Regions from separate parts of the Homo sapiens genome. Here all the other regions are linked to region 2. Evidence: chromatin loops called from intact Hi-C (ENCODE). Cell type or tissue: IMR-90. All regions are shown on one strand.

The links. A loop is a pair of places that touch in the nucleus more often than their neighbours do. Peaks named below come from ENCODE experiments on the same cell type or tissue, not always from the same donor. Only the 100,000 strongest peaks of a DNase experiment are listed, where the experiment ranks them.
Region 1: a loop joins it to region 2, with 10 times the contacts of the local background. A loop is called at or near these places in 10 of 110 quality-filtered maps.
Region 3: it touches region 2 in a loop (8-fold over the local background); 11 of 110 quality-filtered maps call a loop at or near these places.

The regions. Positions count from the first base shown.
Region 1 is chr4:22,603,477-22,611,476 of GRCh38, forward strand. No RefSeq gene overlaps it. Among named protein-coding and RNA genes, the nearest start is that of ADGRA3, 91 kb to the left of the region's middle. In IMR-90, a CTCF peak has its summit at 4,055 (motif pointing left); no DNase peak of the experiment used is centred here.
Region 2 is chr4:21,786,367-21,794,366 of GRCh38, forward strand. The region is part of intron 1 of KCNIP4 (potassium voltage-gated channel interacting protein 4); the gene reads right to left. Among named protein-coding and RNA genes, the nearest start is that of KCNIP4-IT1, 63 kb to the right of the region's middle. In IMR-90, CTCF peaks have their summits at 3,066 (motif pointing right) and 4,273 (motif pointing right); a DNase peak (open chromatin) is centred at 3,075.
Region 3 is chr4:22,353,100-22,361,099 of GRCh38, forward strand. No RefSeq gene overlaps it. Among named protein-coding and RNA genes, the nearest start is that of MIR12115, 160 kb to the right of the region's middle. In IMR-90, a CTCF peak has its summit at 4,329 (motif pointing left); no DNase peak of the experiment used is centred here.

The sequences.
Region 1 (8,000 bases), 820 kb after region 2:
GCCCCTCCTGCATGAGTGGGAGTTGCAGCCTTTTAAAACTGATAATCACAAACCCCTCAGACCCAAAGTAAAATTAAAAACACATGTAACATTAGGCATTGATGGAAAAGGACTAGATCCTAGTGTAAGCATCCTAATAGAAGGAGAGGTTCAAAAACGCTCTCCAGAACCAGTATATCAGACTTTCTATGATAAACTAAATGTGCCAGTACCTGAGATTCCAAGAAAAACTAAAAATTTGTTTTTGCAATTAGCCGAACACGTAGCCCAGTCTCTACAAGTCACCTCATGTTATGTTTGTAGAGGGACCGTAACAGGAGATCAATGGCCATAGGAAGCCCGAGAATAGGTTCCTACAGACCCAGTTCCTGATGAATTCCCAGCCCAAAAGATCACTCTGATCATCTCTAGATTCTAAAAGTCTCAATTATTAGACAGTATTACATAGCTAAAAAAGAAAAAGGATTCATTCATCCTGTAGGGCAGCTTAGTTGTCTTGGGCAAAAGCTGCATAACAGTACCACAAAAACAGTTACATTGTGGAGTTCCAATTACACAGAAATAAATCCATTCAGGAAATTTCCAAAGTTGCAGACTGTTTAGGCCCATCCAGAATTCCACCGGGACTGGATGGCCCCCACCGGGTTATACTGGATATGTGGACACAAAGCTTATGCTAAGCTGCCTGATCAGTGGACAGGTAGCTGTGTAACTGGCACCATTAAGCCATCTTTCTTCTTACTGTCCATAAAGACAGGTGAACTTCGGGGCTTCCCAGTCTATGCTTCCCGGAAAAAAAAAAAAAAAAAGAGAAAACGAAGCATAGCCATAGGTAATTTAAAAAATGATAAATGGCCTCCTAAAAAAAAAATCATACAATACTATGGACCCGCCACTTGGATACAAGATGGCTCATGGGGATATCGGACCCCCATCTACATGCTCAAGCAAATCATACGGTTACAAGCTGTTTTAGAAATTATTACTAATAAAACTGGTTAAGCCTTGACTGTTCTTGCCCGGCAAGAGACTCAGATGAAAAATGCTATCTATCAAAATAGACTAGCTCTTGACTACTTGCTAGCAGCTGAAGGAAAAGTTTGTGAACAATTTAACCTTACTAATTACTGTCTACACATAGATAATCAAAGGCAAGTAGTTAAAAATATAGTTAAAAATATAACAAAACTGGCACATGTAACCATGCAAGTGTGACACGGACTCAATCCAGGAGCCATGTTTAAAAATTGGTTCCCAGCAATAAGAGGATTTAAAACTCTTATAATAAAAGTAATAATAGTAATAAGAACCTGCTTACTGCTCCCTTGTTTACTATCTGTACTTCTTCAAATGATAAAAAGCTTCATCATTACCTTAGTTCACCAAAATGCATCAACACAAGTGTACTATATAAATCACTATCAATCTATTACACAAAGAGACATAAGCAGCAAAAATAAGAGTGAGAACTCCCACTAATAAAAAGTGAGAGTCTCAAAAGGGGGGAATGAGGGAAGAGAGAGACCCTCTCATATTGTTTTATATTGTTTTATACTCAGTACCTGTTTTAAGAAAAAACAACAAGGAAGCAAAACCAAAGACAGGCAGCCCGGCACCAGGCCCGAAACCGGGCCTGGGTCTGCCTGGCCTAAACCCGGTAGTTAAAAATCAACTCATAACTTAGAAACCGATGTTATTCATAGATTCCAGACATCGTATAGAAGAACATTGTGGAACTCCCTGCTCTGTTCTGTTTCTCTCTGACCACCGGTGCATGCAGCCCCTGTCACGTACCACCTGGTTGCTCAAATCAATCATGACCCTTTCATGTGAAATCTTTAGTGTTGTGAGCCCTTAAGAGGGACAGAAATTGTGCATTCGGGGAGCTCGGATTTTAAGGCAATGGCTTGCCGATGCTCCCAGCTGAATAAAGCCCTTCCTTCTACTACTCGGTGTCTGAGAGGTTTTGTCTGCGGCTCGTCCTGCTACACTATCAGCTGTGGTTGAAGGTTTCTGCAGGGAGAGTTGTGGCAATTCCAGTCTGCTCTACAGGCGGGCAGGGTGGACTCACTCAGGTAGAGTCACAGGTGTGGGTAGTTGGTTGGAAGTCTGGCTAGAGTGCAAGACAATGTTAAGAGATGAATAAATATGGGAAGGCACAGCTAGCACTCTTACAGACAGTCCATTAACATTCCTGAGTCTGTTTTCTCATTTTTAAAGTGGAAATTCCAAGAACTATTTTGGAAATGTTGAAATGTAAGTGAAGGCACTGGCTGGGATCCAGGACCCCAAACACTCTGTCTTACCATAGTAAGAGATCCCAGTTGTGTCTTCCTATACTCACTCTTCCTTTGGAAGTGTCCATGGTGTATGTTTGTGTCTATGCACACAAACAAGGCTGAGAAAAGGAACACACTACAACTAGATGGAACCCTAATCCTGTTCAGCTAAGACTACACAGATTTGTGGGAATTCTGTTGCTCAGAGAAGGCAATCCTAACTTTGGGCAGGAGGCCTCTTTGGACCCTTTAACCCGGAGCCATGCTAAAATATCAGCCCTCTGATTCGCAAACTCTGATACTGGGAAAAGATAAGTCTTTTTGAGTATTAACTAGATACATGCAGTTATAAAGTACCTAGTACAGTACCTGACATATAGTGTCTGCCATATAGTAGGTTTCTCCAAAATGTGAATGCATCCTGTCTCTATGCCTTTCTTCTCTGATTTTCCTTAAGTACTGGGCACATCATTTATAATGCTGCTTTCCCAACTTCAGATTAAGATGACCATGGGAACAGGCCCTGTGCACATAAGCAGTGACGGAGGTGGATGCTAATTCAATTAATAGTATCCATAGGCCAGTGGGCAACCAATGAGGGGACCTGGAGCAAGAGACACTGTCCAAGTGGGTAGAGAGTAACTAGCTAAAACAATGTGTCCATCTCCCTTTTGGGCTGTAGACTGGAAAATATGGAGAGTGGTCAGTTATTAAGGGGTAGGAGGAGAGAGAGAGCGAGATGAAGAGAGAAGAGGAGGCACAAAAGTAGCAGAATAGGAGTCTGAGAGGGCATCTGAGTGAAGATAAGGTGAAGCTGGGGGCTGTGATGTAAGTGACAGTCCTTTTCCAGGAAGCAGCATATAGCTGCCCCCAACCCTGCCCAACATGCCAATGCCTGCTAGTCCAAAGCCACTTGAGTCCTGGGAGCAGCATTGCCATGTGCAAGAGCAGTAGGGGCACTGGCAGGAATGCATTCTATTCGTCTCACTGGATTAAACATTTACTGGTCCCAGATCAGATTGGCTTGTGTCAGCACCTTTGAGTGACACACAGGCCCCTCTGGCTTATGTCACTTGCATATTTGACAACTCAGCTATACTCAAGGCAGCTCCCCAAAGCCTGGTCTAACCCTCACCGGAGAGCAGGCAGCTCACACTCTGGCACTACCATGTGTTACCTGGGCCCTGAGTTAGGAAGAGAGATTGCCTGTGGTATCAGATCATGCCATGGGGATTCTGAGTCCATACCGAATGGGGTTGCTTTTCAGGATTTCATTCTGAGAAAGAATGCAAATGAAGAATATAGAATTACACTAGCAGCAAAGTAGAAGGACAGAAGGGAAGACAGGAGTCAAGTGGGTTGTCATATGATGAGGTCAGAGTGAATAGAGCCCTAACGAAACTAAGCGAGCATCAAATGGATATTTGCAAGGTCTATGTATGCATGCATTCAGATACATTTTATCAACTTTATTTTTAGAATATTATTTCATTAACTCTAAGTTTTGAAGGTTTTTGGGGTTTCCAAAATGGGTTACTTCTCCTAAAAACAGTTCTACTTGATTCAAGATGCCAATTAAATGGGTACTGGAGGCAGCCATGGCCACGGACTCTCCTTTTGTTCTCTTTCTTTGTGAGCGCAGGTATAAGCTGCACTGATCCTGACCTTTTGGCCTGAGGATGGAAGTCTTCAGTATCCGTACAACTTTACACCCAAGAGCTGGTGTAGAATGAGTTCCTCTGGCCATGGCAGGATCACAGAGGGGTGCCTGCCACCTGCAGCCCAGCCTCAGTAAGTGCAACTGTGCAGTTGGCAGAGGGGAGGGAGCTAGGGGCACACCAACGGTTTCTGTTACTTCCTGTAGGCATAGCCCAAGTCTCAGGAAGTGGAATATACACAGGGTAGGGTGGGGTGGGGGAGGGGAGGGGAGCTGTTTCTTCCCCCACCCATTACCTACTAGTCCAAAGCCACTTGAGCCATGGGAACAGCAATGCTAACCACAATAGCTGCAGGGACCTGGAAGGGGACTGGTGATGACATCCAACAGCAATGCTCTTTTACATTGAGATGTTGATGGACAGGAGTCCACCTAGACTTCTCTAGAGACACACATGTCAAAAAGCAGGCAAGTATAACTCTCTAAACATTCCTTGGATGCTGTATTATCACCCCCTTCCCTCACTACAATTCTGTAATCTCCACCTTGGGAGGAACAAACACGTCTTATTGCACCTTGCCCAGAAATAATATCACAGCTTATTAATTCCATCTACTCCCCACACAAGGGATAACGACTGTCCACAGAAGGGGTAAGGAAGTCTCAAGTGCCACACAGGGAATTTTCCTAGGGCCTTCCATCATTTTAGGCCACTAGTAACTCACCTATAGCCAGTACTGTAGCAAGTTGAGAGTGTATGGATTTGGGTACCATTCATCTGTAAAAACCAAAGAAAAGACTTGCACTTCTGGATTAATTCACAGACCTGTGGGAAGACCCTCTTGTCTCACCTGTGACTCATGACCATATTTTGAGATTCCCAAGTCCCTGGAGCCTGCTTCCTCCTGAGCAAAGAGGGTTGTCTTTATTTCAATTGGCAAGGAAAGTCCATTTGTTTGTCTCCAGTCCCGCCAGGGGCTCCACTCTCCCTCAGTTACGGGAGACCTCCTGAAGCAAGGCTGGAGGGAGAGGCTGTGTGGTAAGAGTGAGTTTTGAATGAGTATGGACTGAGGGCTTTACATGCACCAGGTGCTGCACAAAATAATTGAATTTAATCCTCACTCCGGCTCTGACAGGTGGTTGAGATCATATCTTTATTAAACTTAGCATTTTACAATGGGCAATTAATTGCTGGAGATGGGATTAAAATCCAGTCTTGTCCAACTCCAAAATAGTATGTCTCTCACTACCTAACCCATGCTTGCCTCTCAGTGACATCACATCTGTAACTATAGGAGTGTTTCCTTGCTATCAGATCCAAGTGAATACAATCCTTTGTACCGAGTTACCTTGAGGTAGCCAAATGTGCCAGAGTCAACTCTAGTTAGAATGAATGAGGACATCACCCCACCTTTGGTTGCTTCAGTTCTCCAATTTAAAATAATATATGTTGGGTACCAAGAACTGATGCTCTACTGAACAATCCCAAATACTTGGAATGACCAAAGTACTAGGCTCTTGCTCCTGGAAAACAATGATGTAAGCCAGCACTGCCTGGACTTTGGGTCTCTCCTCAGGTAGCATAAACCACACAGAGATTGTGATCATCTGCTCAGGTTTTATGCCAGCCTTGCAACAAATCTCCTTATCTTCATGGGATCTTTATCTTCACTTCTGCCTCCACACTACTGTTAGAAACACATATACCAAGACTTGGTGGTTATGTAGTAATAATATCTTCACTCCATCGATGTTGGTTTTTTTCAAGAAAATTTATTTTAAATCTTGGCATTTCCACAGCTGCAAATCTGGGAGAACGAGCCAGCCCTTGCGGAGCTGTGTGTGTTAGCTGGATCAGGGGTGAAAGGGGGCAAGCTCAGGGTATCTTTCAACCGCTGATAAACTCCCAGGGACCAAGGAACCTGGTCCCCACGGCTTTTTATCACTGAGATGCTAGCTCTATAATGCCATCTCCATGGTGATTTCTATGTTGAAGAAGAACATTTGTTTCCTGCCACCAGTGAGAGACCACCTGAGTGTTCGGTTGCAGTATCTTCAACTCTCCAGGTGCATCAGTAGCATTGTCTTCTCTGGGCTTCTCTCATAGAACTCATTTTTAGCAAAGTCAAGTTTCCATATTCTAGGTAGTAACTTATCAGATGGATGATCAAAAAGATGGAAGCAAAACATTTTCATGTACTGCATTTCAGTTATTTTCTCTGGGGTTTTATCACCCTGCGGGTGGTTGTCTCCAAAATAACAGGTGTCATTCTGCTCCATTAATCAGGTTCCCCTACCTTTATCCGGGCACTTTTCTCTTCAGCGTCTTCTTCAAGGTATTTCCAGTTGCCCACCCTGGACTGTTTCAGAATGAGGAGGACACCTGGAGGAATCTACAGGTGCATAGACCAATTTGCAAAAGAACCTGTGAGCCAACGTAGGTTGTGAGATGCATATCCCACATCCAGTTCAGCCCAGTAACTTGGGAAATGGGGGAGAGGTAGCTCTGAAGACCAGACAGTACATCTTTACCCCCATCCATGCTTGCAACTGTAAGTTGATCTTAAATCAGTACTTTTAACCAAGTCAACCTCAATCACTGGAATAGGATACCCAGCTGAAAAACTTGGGGTCACTGAATCAATCTCTTATCTGTAAGAGATAATGACGCCTACCCAATGGGGTTCTGAAAAATATGTAATGCCTGACATGTAGTGTATACTCACTGAATGTGGCTTTTAACCACAACCTTTATATTTTTGCCAAGAGTATCACCTTTCTGCAGCAACCCTGAGAACCTCACGCTAACCTTGTCTTAGATTGCTCATTCCTTTCCTATATTTAGACACCAAACTCCATTCATTTTCCCCTTGAAATGTTCATTCCCATGATCAAGATTTTGCTTAAACACATTTTATTTTCATGTCCAGATTATTATCTCAGCTGGAAGAATTAATAAGCAACACAGTCACCCAAGAAGTATTTACTGAGCACCTACTGAGCTAGGGGGCAAACGGCTCTGACAAGTCTCTGTTCTCAAGGCACTTACATTCATATGGGTGAAGATAGATAACAAACAAGGAAAAAATTGGACAGACAAAAAATTTAGGTGGTGCCAAGTATGATGCAAACACCAAAACAGTGATGCAATAGAAGACATCAGAGAGAGTGGGAAGGTTACATTAAATAGATGTCCAAGGACGATGTCTCTGAGGAGAAGCTACTAGGGCTGAGATCTTAATGACAACAAGGAACCCAAGGGCTGGAAGCAGAGCATTTCGAACGTGGCCAGTGGGTGCAAAGGCCCTCACACGTGAATGGGCCTGGCCAGGTGGAAGGACAGAGGGCAAGGGTGTTGTGGTTGCCCTGTGAGTGCGAATGGCCCAAGATGGGATGAAAGAGGAGGTCAGGACCACACCGTATAGGAATATCAGATCATGGTCAGGGCTTTGGATTTTTCAGGGGTGCAGTATAAGCCATGGGGAGTTTTAGACAGGTACAGAAGTAATCTACATTTTCTTTCTTTTTTTTTTTTTTTGAAACGGAGTCTCACTCTGTCGCCCAGGCTGGAGTGCAGTGGCACGATCTTGGCTCACTGCCAGCTCCGCCTCCTGGGTTCACGCCATTCTCCTGCCTCAGCCTCCCCAGTAGCTGGGACTACAGGCGCCCAACACCACGCCCGGCTAATTTTTTGTGTTTTTAGTAGAGACGGGGTTTCGCCGTGTTAGCCAGGACGGTCTCGATCTCCTGACCTCGTGATCCGCCTGCCTCGGCATCCCAAAGTGCTGGGAGTAATTTACATTTTCTTTTTTCTTTTTTTTGAGATGGAGTCTTGCTCTGTGGCCCAGGCTGGAGTGTGGTGGCGTGATATCAGCTCACTGCAAGCTCCGCCTCCCAGGTTCACGCCATTCTCCTGCCTCGGCCTCCTGAGTAGCTCGGACTACAGGCGCCAGCCACCGCGCCCAGCTAATTTTTTGTATTTTTAGTAGAGATGGAGTTTTGTCCTGCTGGCCAGGCTGGTCTTGAACTCCTGCCCTCAAGTGATCCACCCGCCTCAGCTTCCC
Region 2 (8,000 bases):
CAGCAGTGTAGGAAGATTCTTATCTCTCTCCATTTTTGCCAACACCTGTTATAATCTGATCAGTCATTTTATTATTGCCATACTGGCAAGTACTCCCAGAGAGTTTGGTTCAATTGGTGTAGCTGTTGTACCCAGGCTGTATGTTTATTTATTTATATGTTATTTGTCTACATTGAGTGATTTTAAACCAGCATAGAGAGTCACTCTTTTTTTTTTTTTGAGATGGAGTCTTGCTCTGTCTTCCAGGCTGGAGTGCAGTGGCCTGATCTCCTCTCATTGCAAGCTCCGCCTCCCGGGTTCATGCCATTCTCCTGCCTCAGCCTCCCGAGTAGCTGGGACTACAGGCACCCGCCACCATGCCCGGCTAATTTTTGTATTTTTAGTAGAGACGGGGTTTCATCGTGTTAGCCAGGATGGTCTCCATCTCCTGACCTCATGATCCGCCCGCCTCGGCCTCCCAAAGTGTGGGATTACATGCCTGAGCCACCGTGCCCCGCCGAGAGTAACTCTTTTAGCCTCTATCAGAAAGTACCTCATATGATCGAGAATAAAGGTTATGTCTCTAGCCTAAGAACTTGGAAACCATTTCTGCCAGGTGAAGGTAAACCAAATAAGCCAGTGATAAAACGAGATAAATATGTGTATAGACAGTTTGAGCATCCCTAATCTGAAAATCTAAAATCCAAAATGCTCCAAGATTTAAACCTTTTTGAACACCCGACATAACACCATGAGTGGAAAATTCCACACATAAGTACCTAATACAAACTTTGTTTCATGCACAAAATTATTTGAAAATGTTTAAATTTACCTTCAGGCTATGTGTACATGGTGCATATAAAACACGAATAAATTTCGTGTTTAGGCTTCGATTCCATTCCCAAGATTCTCATGATGCATATGCAATTATTCTCAAGTTTAAAAATCTGAAATCTGAAACACTTTTGGTCCCAAGCATTTCAGTTAGTTCTTCTTACTGGACTATAATCTACTGCATTCATTCCAGTTTGTCAAACTCCAGCTGAAACACCTCCTCCTCAATGAAGCCTGGTCTCTCCAACTAGGGTTAGATGCTCTCTCATTTATGCCCACACAGCAAAACTCAGTACACTCCAGATATTATACTAAATGCTCTTTGTCATTTATTTCTCACAACAACCCCATGAAGAAGTTATTATTATCCTAATTTTACATATAAGAAGCTGAAGTTCTAAACAATTAATTTACACATAGTCCTTGCACATGGCAGAGCCAAGATTTGTTCCTAGGGCTATTTGACTCCAAAGTCACTGATCTTCTCACTGATTTGCTTGCCTTCCCATTATAACGTTTCACACACAGCTGAAACCATATTGGGCAGATCTTGTATTTTAAAAACTAAATTTTTTTAAAAATCTGCATTTTTGCCTCCATCATTAATTGTTCCTTTTTTCTCTATGTGCTTATTCATTCAACATTAGACATTGATTCTCTGCTACACACTGGCATATAATTGTATATCGGTTCTTCCAGAGCTGACATTCTAGTGGGGGAAGCATATACCAATCAAATGTGCCATGGGAAAATTCCTTCAGATTATTTGTCTCTTGCTCCAGGTAGGAGCAAATGAATAAAAAGAAAAAAAAAAAGAGAGATGGCTTTGAAGGCAGGCCGCTTGATACATTTCCCAAAAGAAAATTAAACTCAAGTCCCAGAAGCCAACAGCAGGCCTTGTCAATTAAATTTCAACCAGAAGACATTCACTCTTTTGCAAGTAAACCACACTGGACATTTCAAAATTTGGGAGGTAAAGAAGAAGAAGTAGCCATATTATTTTCCACAGAGCAATTTCATATAAACTCAAGAGCAATGCTATTAGAGATTATTAAGCAATGGACAATATAAACAAGGAGTTGAGATTTTTATGGGAAATGAAAAATGAAAAAAAAAATTCTGGGATTAAAGACTTCCTTACTTGAAGGATATATTAACACATAGCTAAATGACAAAGTAAATGGTGCACAAGTTTCAGCATATTCATCAAAGATTCATAAACAAATGTTCTAATCAATTACTTTAACTTCTATGCTATGAATTATGAGGAATGCAAAGAAATCTCACCCCCAGCCTCTAACCTCATCTACAGCCTGGCTTGCAAGATGGAACAAGATGCATGCATTCTACAAACATTTACTCTGCCTCAGGCAGGTCACCAGGCATCTCAGATCCAAAGGGTAGCGGGCTAAGGCAGCTTCCACCCTCAAGAAATTTACAGTTGATGTGGAGAAAAATCCCTACAAATACTGATGTTTTAGTTCTTTAATGCAGAATAACTATAAAAATAGTTACCATTCCTTGAGCCCGACCTACATGAGCCCCTGACATATTCACAACAACCCATTAAGTAGATATGCTTATGTCATTGTCATTGTAAAAATAGTCTAGCTGGCCGGTTGTGGTGGCTCATAACTGTAATCCCACCACTTTGGGAGGCTGAGGTGGGCGGATCACGAGGTCAGGAGATCAAGACCATCCTGGACAACAAGGTGAAACCTCGTCTCTACTAAAAATACAACAATTAGCCAGGCGTGGCGGCGCGCGTCTGTAGTCTCAACTACTTGGGAGGCTGAGGCAGAAGGATTGCTTGAACCCGGGAGGCAGAGGCTGCAATGAGCTGAGATTGTGCCACTGCACTCCAGCCTGGGCAACAGAGCGAGATTCTGTCAAAAAAAAAAAAAAAAAAAAAGTCTAGCTGAGGTTCAAGGGAGGATATGTGTTTTGCCTCAAGCCACACAGCTGGTGCAGGTATTACAACTCACACTCAACAAATTCCAAAGTTCAAGGTTTCTTCTACCCGCCCTGGGTTTCATGCCACCTCCCACAGAGGATTTTAAGAAATCTTAGTTGTATAAATTTTCATTTACTTTGGGAATGATTGTGTCTTTCAAAGTTTAATTTAAAATGTAAGTAAATTTCAGGTGCAGCATTTCATCTCAGCTGACAATTTATCTCTAATAGAAGAGAGCTACTTCAAATTAGACAATGGAAACCTCTTTTGCTTTAGTCTGCAAAACCACCACTAGATGGCGGTACCTACACAGTTATTCTAAGGCCAGTAGGGAACATGGTCTCTTTTTCAGTAAGCAGTTGGCTTCACAAAAAGTAAGTACTTCTTTTAAAAATCTAAATTTCTGTATTATTATTAGATACAGCAACTGGGTCACAGAGGGGTGGAGGTTTAAGACTACGTAACATCTTTGCTACATCTGTGTGAAGAACAGGATGTGTCTTTCCTAGTTAGCTCATCGTCAAGACATTCAAAGTTTCTTATATCGTTTCCTAAAACAGCATAAACAAAAGATTTAATTTCTGTGTAGATTATTGTTTTTGTGCCAATAAAAGACAAGATATTTGTGCTTGCTCTTACAAAGAAGAAATCAAGGGAGGCAGAACCTTATGTTATTCCTTCTAGTTAAATAAACATGATGTCTAAGGCAACCCACCCAAGTTGGGCCTTCCAAACTATTACTTAAGAAAATGAACATCAGATTCAGTTTGCGTTTGTTTTAAAGGAAATTGATTTGAATAGGAACCCAGAACTGAAGTCCGGTTTCTTCCCATTTTCCATCTTCATATACATTTGACAGTAGGAAAAGCATGGAAATATTATTTTGGTTATGAAACTGCCATGAAAAGCTGCCTCAGCATGTCATTTAACGGAAAGAGCTCCAGGCAAAGCCATTATGTGGATGGGCAAATGAGAGGAGGCTGGGAAGAAACCACATACTGCTTGCGTGAGTATTAAGTTTAAGCCATGGAAAGAGAGAATGAGAGGCTAGAAGAAATAAAAATGATACAAACTAAGCACTGTGCTCTCATTTTCATAGGAAATAGCATCAGCCATTCAACAATCATTCCCTGATAAGTGTGTTCAATCCTTAAAACAATTTCGAAATTACTTACGATTAAAAACATATTTCATCAATGCTGGAAATCTAAGCAACCACTTTAATACGATACTCTACACACACTCATTGTATCTTGTGTTTAGAGTATGTTACAGAGTACACTCAAATTTCACATACACCAGAATAGGAGAGGAATTTCGGAGGCTTTAGAGGTGGGATTTACCTTTCCAAAACCTCACATTATGACAACTTATGTTCCACTTCTCAACTTTAAATTTTTTAAAAAATTAATTCCCAGGACAAGTTTTGTATTATATTTCTATTTGAATATGAAATAGAAAACACATTAAGAAAAAAAAAGAGAACTTTCAACCAGAAGAGGGCGCTATCCTCAAACTTAAAATTTCCACACTGTACTCATAAAGTACCTTTGCAATTCTGAAAGATGCTTCAGCATAATCCAGCTTAATCATTGCCTTATAATCTTAGAAAGAACCCTAACCATATCCTTGAAGGGTGGAATGACCGATTTGCACAATATTCTCATTTTCAATACTCAAAGTAGCCATTATAATTCCAAGTTAATGACAACAGAAGCTGAAAAGGTATCATTCTGTAGCATCACAATCTTCATAATTTGTAACTTTTAAAAATGCTTAACTCTTGCATTCATTCAACTGAAATGTGTGGCTCCTTTATTTGCCTGCGCACTCCACAAAAAAAAAAAAAAAAAAAAAAAAAAGTTATATCTTGGAATACATCATTTTACAAAGACTGCTATTTTTCTTGGTATCTTAGTTTAAGGGGCAATAACAGACTACTCTAGGCTGGGCAGTTTATTATCAACAGAAATGTATTCCTCACAGATCTGGAAGCTGGAAGTCTGAGGACAAATTGCCAGCATGTTTGGGTTCTGGTGAAGGCTCTCTTTGGGGCTGCAGCTGCTGACTTCTCATTGTATACTCACAAGGCTGGAGAATGGGGCAAGCGAGCTCTGAGTTATTTTGTGTGTGTGAGGGCATTAATCTCATTCATGAGGGCTTCATCCTTATATCTGAGTCACCTCCCAAAGGCTCCACCTCCTGATACCATCAGGAGGTATTAGAGGTTAGGATTTCAACACAGGAATTGCGGGGCAGAAGGTAGAGGGGACATTCATTCTATAGCATTTGAGTAACTGGAAAATAAAGCAGACAAGTGAGAATTTGAAGAAGAAAAGGAGGAAGAATGGGAAGGGTGCTGCTTTTAGAAATTCCTGTTCACTGCAGAAAACAAGACAAAAACAAGAATTTATGTGGGCAGAGAAGATAAACACAACCGCGGGACTCACTCTGGTGAGTAAGATGTCTGTGTCCACACTCATCCTAACTGGAGGAAAGTTGACTGCTTTTTCCTACTTTTATGGCTTTGAGTAGGTTCCTTAACATACTTAGTATTTCCATTCCTCAGCTGTAGAAAGCAAACAATAATAAGAACTACCTCTCATGCCTGTAATCCCAGCACTTTGGGAGGCCGAGGTGGGCGGATCACCTGAGGTCAGGAGTTTGAGACCAGCCTGGCCAACATGGTGAAACCCCTTCTCTACTAAAAATACAAAAATTAGCCAGGTGTGGTAGTGCATGTCTGTAATCCCAGCTACTCGGGAGGCTGAGGCAGGAGAATCACTTGAACTCGGGAGGCGGAGGTTGCAGTGAGCCGAGATTGCACCGCTGTACTCCAGCCTGGTGACAGAATGAGACTCCGTCTCAAAAAAAAAAAAAAAAAAAAAAAAAAAAACCTACCTCATAGGCACTCTTCATCCCTACACTCTCTCTGTTTTTTTGAGACACTGCTTTCTGATTTTCGTGGTGGGAAGGGTTGGCTTGCTTAGTTGCTTATTTATCTCTCTTGTTTCTCTCTCTCAATAGACCCTAAGTTTCACAAGCACATAAACCGTATCTGTCTTATCCCCCTCCATTCCCAGTGTCTAGAATGTGGCAGGCCCACAACAAATTCTAGCTGAAGGAATCAGCAAGGAGATGTTATGGAGCTCTACCAAAATACTAACCCAGAACTTGAGACATGGTCAGTCATGAGAATTTCCACTACACTCTGCTTCTGTGATGTTAATTTTTATATTAACATATAAAATAATGGCATATATAGATTTTGAAGTGTGTGCTAATGGCATAAAATTGCCCTCATAAATAAATGAAGTCAAAACTTACTGATTTAAAGAAAACTATTAAGTAAATAATGGAACAGATGCTGTGTGTAAATGTCAATACGTGTGAAAGTGGTCATGGATAACAGAAGTTTGCAAAACTCACTAGATGGAGAATAAGCATAACAGAAGCCTGGCACCAAGAGTGAGGGTGGAGGTCGGAGGAAGTTTAAGGACTTGGTTTCACAGCTGGGCATTTTGGAGATGGCTGAGGCCAGCAGACAGAAAAGCCCAGACTTCCCACATTGAGACTGCACAGGGCTGCAGACATAGATTTGTATTCCCAGGTTTAACCACCTCTCTAACTTTATGGAGGAGAATCTCTGATTGTGAAGGGTTATGACTTACCAAACTACCCACTGGATGTCTTCCTGTAATGTTGAGAAGCATCCATAGTTTCCTATTTCTTTGTAAATACCAAACCTAGAAAACTACACATGACAGTCAAGGGCACTATTCTAAATATTCTAAATGCTCAGAGTATGTGAGAGAAATTTGGAAAGAATCCTCTGGCTCAGAGTCAACAGATGAGAGAAGGAAAGCTACTGCCTTAGGTGTTTGGGGGCAGAAATTTTCCATTCCTGAGAAGCAAACTGAGGTAAGGATAGTCAACATTCATGGGCAGTCCCAGTTTTTGTTGTACCTTTAAAAAAACCAAAGCCTAAAATGAGTTTCTGAGAAAAGAAATCTATCCATATATCAATGGAAATTTGTATACCCAGCAAATATAAGATAGTATCAGTTCTTCAGGAGGAATTATCATGAAACCTGTGCACATTGACACGTTCTGGACAAGTAGTTATTCTTTTTTGAGATGGAGTCTCGCTCTGTCACCCAGGCTGAAATGCAATAGCACCATCTCGGCTCACTGCAACCTTTCAACCTCCACCTCCCAGCCTCAAGCAATTCTTCTGCCTCAGCCACCCCAGTAGCTGGGATTACAGGTGTGTGCCACCATGCCCGGCTAATTTTTGTAATTTTTGTACAGATAAGATTTCACCATGTTGGCCAGGCTGGTCTTGAACTCCTGACCTCAAGTGATCCACCCACCTCGACCTCCCAGATTTCTGGAATTACAGGTGTGAGTTACCATGACCGGCCTGACAAGTAGTTTTTTCAATAAGAGAAAAACAAAATAAAATTCAAACACATATCTTATAATTTAAGAGACAGAGTTCAGAAAAGAAATAAATACCACCTGAATCCTCCTTTTATGTGAAAATATTTAATTCCATTTAATCATACAAAATCTGCCCATATAAATTGTCTTCCAGGTCTGGGCCCAATTGCCACTTAAGGAAAAAATACATGAAAATATACCACAGGGGTATATACCCAAAGGATTATAAATCATACTGCCATAAAGACACATGCACACGTATGTTTATTGTGTCACTATTCACAATAGCAAAGACTTGGAACCAACCCAAATGTCCATCAATGATAGACTGGATTAAGAAAATGTGGCACATATACACCATGGAATACTATGCAGCCATAAAAAAGGATGAATTCATGTCCTTTGTAGGGACATGGATGAAGCTGGAAACCATCATTCTCACAAGGACAGAAAACCAAACCCCGCATGTTCTCACTCATAGGTGGGAATTGAACAATGAGAACACCTGGACACAGGGTGGGGAACATCACACAATGGGGCCTGTCACGGGGTAGGGGGAGGGGAGAGGGATAGCATTAGGAGATATACCTAATGTAAATGACTAGTTAACGGGTGCAGCACACCAACATGGCATATGCATACTTAGGTAACAAACCTGCACGTTGTGCACATGTACCCCAAAACTTAAAGTATAATTTAAAAAAAAAGAAAAGAAAATATACCACAGGGGAAGATAACATTGATTGGATCATCTCAGATTTCACTTAATTCTATCCTGTCAGGGGCCACT
Region 3 (8,000 bases), 570 kb after region 2:
ATTATGGGACTATGTAAAGAGGCCAAATCTATGAGTCACTGACATCCCTGGAAGGGATAGGAAAAAAGCAAAAAACTTGAACAACATATTTCAATATATTGTCCATGAACATATTCCCAACTTTGTCAGAGAGGCCAATAATCAAATTAAGAAAATACAGAGAACTCCTGCAAGGTTCTACACAAGAAGATAATCTTGAAGACACATAATCATCAGATTTTCTAAGGTTGAAATGAAAGAAAAAGAGCAGGTCCCCTATAAAGGGAACCCCATCAGGCTAGCAGTGGACCTCTCAGCTGAAACTCTACAAGCCAGAGGAGATTGGAGAACTACATTTCACATTCTTAAAGGAAAAAACTTCAGCCAAGAATTTCATATCCAGCAAAACTAAGTTTCATAAGCAAACGAGAAATAAGAACTGTTTCAGATAAGCAAATGTTGAGGGAGTTTATTACCACCAAATCTGCCTTACAAGAGATCTTGAAAGGAGGATTAAATATAGAAAGAAAAATTATGATCAGCTAATACAAAATTACACTTAAATGCAAAGACCAGTGACACTGTAGAGCAACCACACAAACAAGCCAGCACAGTAATTAGCTAACAAGACAATGACAGGATTAAATCCACACATATCAATACTAACCTTAAATGTAAGTGGGCTAAGTACCCCATGAAAAAGGCACAGAGTGGCAGGTTGGAGTAAAAAAAAACATGCAAGACTCAATGTTATGCTGTCTTCAAGAAACTCATGACACAAATATGTTCAAAATAAAGGAATGGAGGAAAATCTACCAAGCAAATGAAAAACAGAAAAAAGCAGGGGTTACAATCCTAATTTCTAACAAAACAGACTTTAAACCAACAAATATCAAAAAAGACAAAGAAGGGCATTACATAATGATAAAGAGTTCAATTCGACAAGACATAACTATCTTAAATATATATGCATCCAACATGGAAGCACACAGATTCATAAAGCAAATTCTTAGAGTCTTGCAAAGAGACATAGACTCCCACAAAATAATAATGGGACGCTTCAACTGCCACTGGCAGTATTAGACAGATCATCAAGGCATAAAATTAACAATACCAGTGATCATTAGAGAAATGCAAATCAAAACCACAATGAGACACCATCTTACACCAATGAATAATAACAAATGCTGGTGAGGTTGTGGAGAAAAGGGAACACTTATACACTGTTGATGGGAGTATAAATCATTCAACCATTGCAGAAAGCAGTTTGGCAATTCCTCAAATTGCTAAAGGAGAACTACCATTTGACCAAGCAATCCCATCACTGGGTACATACCCAGAGGAATATAAATCATTCTACCATAAAAACACATGCACTCAAATGTTCATTGCAGCACTATTCACAATAGCAAAGACATGAAATCAACCTAAATGCCCAACAATGACAGATCAGATAAAGCAACTGTGGTGCATATACACCATGGAATACTATGCAGTCATAAAAAAAAAACAAGATCTTGTCTTTTGTGCAAACATGGATGGAGCTGGAGGCTATCATCTTTAACAAGCTAACACAGGAACAGAAAACCATATACCACATGTTCTCACAAGTGGGAGCTAAATGATGAGAACTTGTGAACACAAAGAAGAGAACAACAGACACTGGGGTTTACTTGAGAGTAGAGGGTGGTTGAAAGGAGAGAAGCAGAAAAAATAACTAATGGGTACTAGGCTTAATACCTGGGTGATGAAATAGTCTGTACGGCAAACCCCTGTGACATGAGTTTACCTATATAACAAATACTCTCAAACCTAAAATAAAAGTTAAAAAAAAGAAAGAAATTAGATATGTATTTTGCAAACCCTGAGATATCCACTAGAAAAAAGAAAAAAGATCAAACAGACCAATAGTGAAGATAAAAAGAAATATTAAAAATACCCTATCAAAAAAAGAGCCAGGAATAATGGTAAGAAGGAACAAACTAGAAATGGGACAACAGAAAACAAACAGTAAGATTTTAACCCAGCAATATTAATAATATTAAATTATAAACTACTCCAACAAAAGGCAGTGATTTTCAGACTGTATTTTTTATAAAGCAAGATTCAACTATATGTGATATATTTGAAGAATTCATTTTAAATACACAAAGATGGGTTAAAATAAAAAGATGGAAAAAGGGATATATGAAAAATTTAATAATAAGAAAACTGGGGCCGGGTGCAGTGGCTCACACCTGTAATCCCAGCTCTTTAGGAGGCCGAGGCGGGCAGATCACAAGGTCAAGAGATTGAGACCATCCTGGCCAACATTGTGAAACCGCGTCTCTACTAAAAATATAAAAATTAGCCAGACATGGTGGCATGTGCCTATAGTCTCAGCTACTTAGGAGGCTGAGGCAGAAGAATCGCTTGAATCCGGGAGACAGACACTGCAGTGAGCCGAGATCCTGCCACTGCACTCCAGCCTGGGTGACAGACAGAACTCTGTCAAAAAAAAAAAAAAAGAAAAGAAAACTGGAAAGGCTATATTAATAGAAGTCAAATAGACTTTGATACAAGAAATATTACCAATAATGAAGTCAAATATTTTTAAATAATAAAATTATTAATTCATAACAGACCCAACAGTCCTAAGTTTGCATGCATGTAGTTGCAAGATTTCAAATACATTAATAAGGAAAACAACATAACAGAAAGGAGAAGTAGATAGAAAATTTTGATTAAAGCTTTCTCTTAGCAACTGAGAGAAAAAGTAGACAGAAACCAACAAGGGTACAGACATCTTGAACAACACTGAAAATCTAACCCAATTTACCTTTACAGAACACCACATCCAGCAACAGTATAATGCGCATTCTCTACCATGCTTATAAAATATTCAAGGTAGATCACATGCTCAGCATAAAATAAGTTTCAAATTTGACAGGATTAAGGGCATACAAAGTATGTTCTCTAATGCAAAAGAAACTAAATTAGAATTTAATAACAATAGTCATATCTAGAAAATCTCCTAAGACACTTCTAGGCAATGCAAGGGTCAGACAAGAAATGACAAGGAAAATTAGAAAATATTTCAAAATGGCTGACAATTTTTTTAAATTTTAGGGATGAAGCTAACACAGAACTTTGAAGACAATGTATAGCTCTAAATGCTTATCCTAGGTAAAAAGAAAGACCTAATACCAATGAACAAAGTTTCCACCTTAAGAATAGAACGAGGAGGGGGACAAGATGGCTGACTGGATGCAGCCAAAAAGTTCTGCTCCCACCCAGAGGGATCAGATTATTAAGTAAACCACCATAATTTGGGCAGATCTTCAGAAAGAAAATGCCAAAAGTGGGTGGAGAGGCAAGACTAAAGCCAAGGCTGAAGAGGGAGGTCGCGGGGAACCCTGCACCGGATACCTTAACCCAGGGAATGGTTCCTGACTTTGTCGACTGGGAAAGGGGTGAGTGAGGGAATTGAGGAATGGCTCTCTCTCAGAATGGACCTCTGGGATCCTAGCTATAGGGGACCTCATGTCCCCATGGATGCATGAACTGGCAGGGGATGTCCTCGGGGAGCAAGCAAAGACTGCCAGGCCTTCAGACAGCACAAAGTATAGGAGCTTTTGTGTGCTGGGCAGTTCTAGGGAATGTGGCCATAGACACTCATCCCCCAGGGCTCCCCACACCCCTCCAGGAGGCACGGGCCCCAGCTGACCTTCCAGCCACGAAAGAGTGGGCAGCTTCCCCATGGGACTGAAGTATGTCTGCTCTACAGGCCCTCCTGCTCGTTGGCCCCTCCCAGGGTCCATACCAAGCTGTGCTGCATAAGCTGGTGCACAGTGCAGCCCCTGCAGCCCAGTATTGCTGCACCTGAGCACTTTCCTGGCAACCCAGGAATACATCAGATCCAGAATCCCAACCCGAGCTGCAGGACATCCCAGTGCCCCAGGGCTGCAACATGCAGCTCAGGAGTATGGAGCTGAGATCTGTGGCCGGCCCTCAAGCAGAGAAGCAGCCCCCACCATCAGAGCAGTGAGAGGGGTGAGAAGCATGTGTTCCTGGGCGGGGGCAGTAGTGGTGCATGCCATCCTCTGCAGGGCCAGTCCAGAAAGATGTGGAATATATCCCTGCCAGCCTCTGCCTGAGGGGATACTGCAGCCTGGAACACCTAAGAAAAGAAATGCAGGTGCAGCACCATTGATCCTTGGGGACTTCCCCAAAGCCCAGAGAGGACCTGGTGAGGAGGCCATTTGTCTCCTCTGCCTACCACAGAGCAGGACTGAAAACAAGAGGAAGTACAAAAACGACATGGCTGGGTATTAACCTAGCTACCAGCCATTGCTCTTAAGCACCATCTACTGGCTAACAGCCTAAACTATAATACCAAAAATTATGCCTATGAAACCAAGCTCACGAATTCACCCACCCAGGTGGCTGGCAAGATGGCCGAATAGAAACAGCTCCAATCTGCAGCTCCCAGCAAGATCAATGCAGAAGGTGGGAGATTTCTGCATTTCCAACTGAGGTACCGGGCTCATCTCATTGGGACTGGTTAGACAGTGGGTGCAGCCCACAGGGGGCAAGCCGAAGCAGGGTGAGGGCTTCCCTCACTTGGGAAGTGCAAGGGGTCAAGGAACTCCCTCCCCTAGCTGAGGGAAGCCGTGAAGGACTGTGCTAGGAGGAACAGTGCATTCCAGCCCAGATACTATGCTTTCATCATAGTGTTCGCAACCCACAGACCAGGAGATTCCCTCAGGTGCGTATGCCACCAGGGCCCTGGGTTTCAAGCACAAAACTGGGAAGCCATTTGGGCAGACACTGAGCTAGCAGTTTTCCCCTAACAGTGCAAACAAAGCTGCCCGGAAGTTCGAACTGGGCAGAGCTCACCGCAGCTCGGCAAAGCCGCTTTAGCCAACTGCCTCTCTAGATTCCTCCTCTCTGGGCAGGGCATCTCTGAAAGAAAGGCATTAGCCCCAGTCAAGAGCTTATAGATAAAACTCCCATCTCCCTAGGACAGAGTACCTGGGGGAAGGGGCAGCTGTGGGCACAGCTTCAGCTGACTTAAACGTTCCTGCCTGCTGACTCTGAATAGAGCAGCAGATCTCCCAACACAACTCTGGAGCTCTGCTAAAGGATAGACTGCCTCCTCAAGTGGGTCCCTGACCCCCATGCCTCCTGACTGGGAGACACTTCCCAGCAGGGGTCAACAGACACCTCATATAGGAGAGCTCCGGCTGGCATCTGGCGGGTGCCCCTCTGGGAGGAAGCTTCCAGAGGAAGGAACAGGCAGCAATCCTTGCTGTTCTGCAGCCTCCACTGGTGATACCCAGGTGAAAAGGGGCTGGAGTGGACCTCCAGCAAACTCTAGCAGACCTGCAGAAGAGAGGTCTATTAGAAGGAAAATTAACAAACAGAAAGGAATAGCATCAACATCAACAAAAAGGACGTCTGCACAAAAACCTCATCTGAAAGTCACCAAAATCAAAGACCAAAGGTAGATAAATCCACGAAGATGAGGAAAAACCAGCGCAAAAAGGCTGAAAATTCCAAAAACCAGAATGCCTCTTCTCCAAAGGATCACAACTCCTCGCCAGGAAGGAAACAAAACTGGATGGAGAATGAGTTTGACAAATTGACAAAAGTAGGCTTCAGAAGGTGGGCAATAACAAATTCCTCCAAGCTAAAGGAGCATGTTATAACCCAATGCAAGAGAACTAAGAACTTTGAAAAAATGTTAGAAGAATTGCTATCTAGAGTAACCAGTTTAGAGAAGAACATAAATGACCTGATGGAACTGAAAAACACAGCACAAGAGCTTCGTGAAGCATACACAAAGTATCAGTAGCTGAATCGAACAACCAGAAAAAAACATATATATATCAGAGATTGAAGATCAACTTAATGAAATAAAGTGTGAAGAAAAGATTAGAGAAAAAAGAATGAAAAGGAATGAAGAAAGCATCCAAGAAATATGGGACTCTGTGAAAAGACCAAACCTGTGTTTGATTGGTATACCAGAAAGTGACAGGGAGAATGGAACCAAGTTGGAAAACACTCTTCAGGATATTATCCAGGAGAACTTCCCCAATCTAGCAAGACAGGCCAACATTCAAATTCAGAAAATACAGACAACACCACAAAGATACTCCTTGAGAAGAGCAAAAACTAAAGAGTTTCTACACAGTGAAAGAAACCACCTACGGAGGAAGTAGACAACCTACAAATTATGAGAAAACATTCACAAACTATGCGTCTGACAAAGCTCTATCCAGAATCTGTAAGGAACTTAAATCAACAAGCAAAACAAATAACCCCATTAAAAAATGGGCAAATAACATGAACAGACACTTCTCAAAAGAAGAGATATACAAGCAGCCAACAAACATATGAAAAATGCTCATCAACACTAATCAGAGAAATGCGAATCAAAACCACTATCAGATACCTTCTCATACCAGCCAGAATGGCTGTTATTAAAAAAAAAATCTCAAAAAATAACAGATGCTGAGGCTGATGAGAAAAGAGAATGCTTATACACTGTTGGTGAAAATGCAAATGAGTTCAGCCACTGTGGAAAGCAGTTTGGAGATTTCTCAAAGAATTTAAAACAGAGCTGCCATTTGACCTAGCAAACTCATTACTGGGAATATACCCAAAAGAATTTAGATCATTATACCAAAAAGACACATGCATTCATATGTTCATTGCCATGCTATTCACTATAGAAAAAAACATGGAATAGACCCTAGGTGCCCATCAATGGTGGATTGTATTAAGAAAATGTGGAACATATACACCATGAATACTACACAGCCATAAAAAAGAATGAAATCATGTCCATTGCAGCAACATGGATGGAGCTGGAGAGCATAATCCTAAAGGAATTAATGCAGGAACAGGAAACCAAATGAATATTCTCGCTTATTGGGAGCTAAACATTGATTTTCCAAGGACATAACCATGAGAGCAATAGACACTATAGATTACTAGACTAGAGAGGGAGGGAGGATGGGTGTGAGTTGAAAAACTACCTATTTGGTATTATGTTCACTATCTGGGTGTAATATATGCATGTAACAATCCTTCACATGTACTTCCTGTATCAAAAATCAAGGCTGAAATTTTTTAAAAATCTATCATACATATAAATACACACACACATTAAAAAAAGAATAGAATGAAATGGCTTCAACTTGATAAAGAGCATCTAAAAAGAACAATTTAAAACTGTCATTATTTGTAGGCAACATGATCATGTACACAGAAAAGAATGTACAAGAAATTTATGATAATAGTTAAGTAAATTTGCAGGGCAATCAATATTTATGTAAATTTATTGTTTTCCTGTATTTTATCCTGCTGCTTTTCTTGTTAATCCTGTTGTACTTTCTTCCACTTCCAGTTCCCAACTGTTAATTTGTTATCCAGTCTCCTCATGCACCATATTGAAAACAGAGCCTTCAGTTAATCATAACTCAGAAACCCATAGCAAATTGTAAAAATGGCCACATCATAAAGTCTTCTCATCCTGTATGCACACTCATTTATGACTTTACAGTTCTTCCCATCAAGAGATGAAGTCTATTCTTTACTCCTTGAATTTGGGCTTAGCTATGTGACTTACTTTAGTGGATGGGACATTAGCAATGTGTCAGGAGCAAATGCTTGAAAAGTGCTTGTGCATTGGAGTTTACTCTCTGGATGGTCTTTGGAAGCCTGGGACTACCATAGGAAAAAATTCAAAACCAGCCTGCTGATAAGAGAACACGTGGAGCAAAGATAGCATCTCAGCTGAAGCTCTCCTAGACCCTCCAGCCACAACCAAGAAATAAGCCAGCTAACCCTAGACATCAGCCACGCCATCTCAGACCAGAAGAAATGTCCACCTGATTAAGAGAACAGTGAGAAATTCTTATTTTAAGCCACTAAATCTTGGTAGGGGTTAGCACACAGTAATAGCTAACTGATACATGTTCCTTCTGCTTTCATTTCAGTACTGAGAGCAATTCACATGCACATAACTCACTTCA